Linked DNA regions of Homo sapiens: region 2 is linked to region 1. Evidence: chromatin loops called from intact Hi-C (ENCODE). Cell type or tissue: dorsolateral prefrontal cortex. All regions are shown on one strand.

Evidence for each region. Peaks named below come from ENCODE experiments on the same cell type or tissue, not always from the same donor. Only the 100,000 strongest peaks of a DNase experiment are listed, where the experiment ranks them.
Region 2: a loop joins it to region 1, with 2.5 times the contacts of the local background. A loop is called at or near these places in 17 of 110 quality-filtered maps.

What each region holds. Positions count from the first base shown.
Region 1 is chr22:40,425,508-40,428,007 of GRCh38, reverse strand. All of the region lies in intron 7 of MRTFA (myocardin related transcription factor A), which reads left to right. Among named protein-coding and RNA genes, the nearest start is that of SGSM3, 56 kb to the right of the region's middle. In dorsolateral prefrontal cortex, no CTCF peak of the experiment used is centred here; a DNase peak (open chromatin) is centred at 1,147; H3K4me3 peaks cover 965 bases; H3K27ac peaks cover 2,500 bases.
Region 2 is chr22:40,897,761-40,900,260 of GRCh38, reverse strand. The region is part of intron 4 of XPNPEP3 (X-prolyl aminopeptidase 3); the gene reads right to left. Among named protein-coding and RNA genes, the nearest start is that of DNAJB7, 37 kb to the right of the region's middle. In dorsolateral prefrontal cortex, CTCF peaks have their summits at 812 and 1,013; no DNase peak of the experiment used is centred here; H3K4me3 peaks cover 363 bases.

The sequences.
Region 1 (2,500 bases):
GAATGGTGGTATTGGAACTTCCCTGCCCTCTCCTGGCCTTCACCCTCCCAGTAGCTAGAGAAACTCATCAAATCCTGTTATCCAAGAGTTTTTATAGAGCTTGATCTCAGAGCCCCCACTCTATGTCCTACATACCCACCCCCACTTTCCTGGAGGTTGGTGGATGGCGCTGATATTTCCAGTCCTCTAATCCTCTAATCACTTGGTGTCTCTGGTGACTGGCCCAATCCTTAGTCTCTCCCAGATTATCACATTAGCATAAGCTCAGGTGTTGTGGAAAGGGGCTTGTTATACATAACTGAAGATACTTCTGACCTTAAGGAAATTCCAAGGGTTTTAGCTGCTCTGTGATGAGAACTGGGGGACAAAAACCAAATATATTTATTATCCTACTCTTAGATTTTGGTGATAATTGGTACAGACATGTCTCCTTCGCTGCAGTGGGCCCAAGATCCGATCCCTGACAAGACAGCACCTGCCTGCCCCTCCTGAGGCAGCTGTGCCTTCAGAGAAAGAGGCTCAGGGTTTCCTCTAACATGAGTTTTAGTTTTGGGCAGAGGGGAAACACTGCAGCAGACCCCCAACGCATGCTGAATTAGGCTTTGGGCCCTGATTAGAGGTGACTGGCAGTTTCTAGGGCCTCCTCTGCATTGTAGCCACCCTACTGGAGGCTGGCCCACACTGGGCCCGGAGGAGCCCTTTCCCCATGTTGATACAGTAGCTCTTATAATTCACAGATTTTCCCTGGCGTTCATCCTGCCTCATCTCAGTGGTTTCCTCCGTGTATTCCTCAGCAGCCCCTAGTTATAGGCCAGTGTAGGGGCCAAGCCAGTTCTGGATGCTGCAGCCAGCCACAGTCTGATAAATGTGTGCTGAGACTCAGCAGTGTGCCAGGCCATGTGAAGTCCTGATGTCACAAAGATGAATAAAATATGACTTGTGCGCTAAAAGAATTCACGTAGGTCTGATGTGAGAAGACTAATGTATAAACAACTGATTTCTGAGTCTGGTTCCCAGTCAGATGCCAGTGCTGCCTGGTAGGAAGGCCATGGCCCTGTGACATTGTCTCTGAGTCACCTGCCTTGTGCGACTGCTTGCAGGATCACACACGATGATGGATGGTCCTTGGCGCCTAGAGAGACTCACACAATGGTTGCTGCTGTTGTCAGCAATAACACTCATTCTAGACCAGCTGGCAGCTGCTGTAATGGACAGTGTAACAATGGATATGTGTGTGTCAGTGCTGTGGGAGCTCAGCAGAGGGACTTCTCTCAGGGATGGGAACAGGTGTTGGTGGCCAGGGAAGTACCCACACTATAGCACGTCTGGGGGCAGCTTGGAGGCTGGGTCAGAGTTTGCCAAGTGGAAAAGGTACAGAGGTACAAGAGGGAACAGCATGGGCAGTGGCTTGGAGGCCTGGCTGAACACAGCTTGTTTGTTTGAGGAATTTGGCAATGGGGTGATTGTTGGGGACTTTAAGGAGCACAGAGCATTTGCCAGCAAAAACCAGATTGTACAGTTGAGTAGGAGAGAAGGAGGTGGTGATGGCAAATGTAGCTCATTTGCTCAATAGTTCTGTGGAGAAGGAAAGCAGAGGCAGGTGCTGGCTTAAGGAGGGATTTTCAGGCTGGATGCAATGGAGCAGGTTTTTGGGCTGAGAGGAAAGAGTCAAGGAGATGAGAGGATGGGCACCTTCAGAGGAAGAGGAGGGAGGAGGACGAGGAAATGGAACCCTGGCTGAGGTGGAGGTTTGGCTCAGGAGAGGCAAAGCTGGGAAGGAAGTTTGGCTCAGATGAGTGGGAAGGAAGCGGGCAGTGGGAGAAGGGGGAGCGGACCGTTCTGAGGCCTGAGAAAAGGGCTGATGGGGGTTGGGGTCTTCCCCACACATCTAAGCTCCCCATCCCACCCTTCCTCCAGGCCCCTCAGTTATCGTCAAGGTTCACTTTAAGTCCTGTCCTCCAGGAAGACTTCTCTGAGTCTCTCCTCAGTGTGCCCTTAGCTTCTGTGTTTTCTCTCTAGCAGAGCATTCACTGGGCTCCAAGGCAACTGGACCATAAACTCCTGGAGGGCAGGGACCCCATCTTTGTTCCCAGGATGTGACTGTGAGTGGAGAGAGAAATAGTCTGTAGTGACCCTGGCCTGTACCAGCCCTGGGTTTTCCACAGTACGGCCAGCAGCTTCCTTGGGTTGGACTAATCTGGGGGAAGCTACAGTTCCTCCACCCTTGCTCACCGTTGTCAGTACTGGCTGCCATGGGGCTGCTGTCCCAAATCAGATGCCGTTGCCGGAAGTAGGAGATTGTGGGGGAAATCTAGCCGTGTGTCTGGCATGAAGTACACATGGTCAGCAAGCCCTGTTCTGTGTGTTGCATACTTGCCCCTGCTGGGACAGATGAGGGGACAGAGGAGCAAGCCACCACCACAGTCGCCAGTAAGGAAGAAGCTCAGATGCATCCTTCCCAGGTCCTGAGGGAGGAGAGAGCCTCAGGTCCTGGCCCTGG
Region 2 (2,500 bases), 470 kb before region 1:
AGTTTTAAACATTGATAAATTCTAATTTATCTACTTTTTCTTTTGTTGCCTGTGCTTTCGGTATCATCTTTAAGAATCCTTTGGCAAATCTAAGGTCATGAAGATTCACCCTTATGTTTTTTCCTAATAGTTTTATAATTTGAGCTCTTAAGTTTAGGTCACTGATCCATTTTATTTATGTATTTATTTAATTTGTGAGATAGAGTCTTGCTCTGTTGCCCAGGCTGGAATGCAGTGGTGTAATCTTGGCTCACTGCAATCTCCGCCTCCTAGGTTCAAGTGATTCTCCTATCACCACAGTGCAGCCTGGGAACAAAGGGAGACTGCCTCCCGAGTATTCGGGATTACAGGCATATGCCACCACACCTGGCTAATTAAGTTAATTTTTAGATAAGGTGTGAAGTAGGGGTACAACTTCATTCCTTTTTTTTTTTTTTTTTTTTGAGATAGAGTCTCGCTCTGTCACCAGGCTGGAGTGCAGTAGCGTGATCTCCGCTCACTGCAACCTCCACCTCCCAGGTTCAAGCAATTCTCCTGTCTCAGCCTCCCAAGTAGCTGGGATTACAGGCGCCCACCACCACATCCAGCTAATTTTTGTATTTTTAGTAGAGATGAGGTATCACCATGTTGGCCAGGATGGTCTTATCTCTTGACCTCGTGATCCACCTACCTTGGCCTCCCAAAATGCTGGGATTACAGGTGTGAGCCACTGTGCCCGGGCACAACTTCATTCTTTTGCATATGGATATCCATCTGTCCCAGCAGAACTGACTCATTTTTAAAAAAATTCATCCTTGGTTTGATATGGCACATGCTTTGAAATCATGGAATGTGGAAATGATAGACCCTGAACTTCACGAGCTAGCAAAATGGATTGGGAGGGAATTCTGAATCGCTGGTAGGTCTGCTAAATATTCAATAGTTTGGTTAGTGCCTTCAGTGCTGGCTGAAAGTAAGCTCAGAATCTCTTTTAGATGAGCTTCTTTTTGATCAACAGATGGAGCTCTAACCCAAAGAAACTGGGCTACTATCATTTTTTTGATGAGTCAGCTGAGACCAACCACAGCTAAAATAATTCGAGTGGCAAGTTGACAGCGATGGGTAAAAAACCATGGACATAAGGGGCTATTCAGTGAAGAAAATGAGCCATTTTCTAGACTATTACATGCAATACCCTGAGGAACTCTTTAAAAATGGTTCCTGAGAATTTTAGATCAAAGAACAGTATCTCTCATTTTGAATATTGCTGAGTGAGAAAGGTTTGCAGGGAAACCCCTAGTTTATTAAAATGGATGAAGGGAGGGGCCTATCATATGTATCTAGATATGGGCAACTGTCCTGCCCCTCCCTCATCACATAGTCAGTGCCTCCTGAAGCTACAGAAATGCTGTGGATGCAGACAGTACGGTTCTGGTTGTATGAGGACATAAATGAACTCCATTATGGGATACCCCTCACCCAGGTTATGAATGATACTGTGATAAAAGGCATCCACCAGCATGAACTTCATATGTGACTTTGCTGTTAGATCTCAGGAAGATGTAAAAAGGCAGTTTAAGATCTTTTATCCCAACTTCCTGGATAATAAAAAGATAGTAAGTTTAGGACTTTATAAAAGAAATAAAATCAAGAAAGAAATGGGGCATGAAAAAGAATAAGGTTAGACCCTTAGTTTATACCATATATAAATATTAACTCAAAATGGGTCGGCCGGGCGCGGTGGCTCACGCCTGTAATCCCAGCACTTTGGGAGGCCGAGGCGGGTGGATCATGAGGTCAGGAGATCAAGACCATCCTGGCTAACAAGGTGAAACCCCGTCTCTACTAAAAATACAAAAAATTAGCCGGGCGCGGTGGCGGGCGCCTGTAGTCCCAGCTACTCGGGAGGCTGAGGCAGGAGAATGGCGTGAACCCGGGAAGCGGAGCTTGCAGTGAGCCGAGATTGCGCCACTGCAGTCCGCAGTCCGACCTGGGCGACAGAGCGAGACTCCGTCTCAAAAAAAAAAAAAAAAAAAAAAAAAAAAAAAAAAAAAAATGGGTCAAAGACCTAAACATAAAACATAAAACTCTTAGAAGAAAACATAGGGGAATACCTTTATGACACTGGATTTGGTAATATTTTCTTGGATATGACACCAAAAGCACAGTTAACAACAACAAAAAAACTGGACTTTATAAAAATTAAAACATTTTGAGCATTAAAGGACGCTATGAATAGTAAAAAGCCAACCCTCATAATGGGAGAATATTTGCAAACCATATACCGGATTAAGAGTTAATATCAAAAACATATAAGGAATTCCCACAACTCAACAACAAAAAAATCCAGCCCAATTTAAAAAATGGGCAAAGGAACTGAACAGGTATTTCTCCAAATAAGATATACAAATAACCAATAAACACATGAAAATATGCTGAACATCACTAGCTGTTAATGAAATGCAAATAAAAACTATGAGATGTCATTTCACACTCATTAAGATGGCTAGTACTCAAAAGG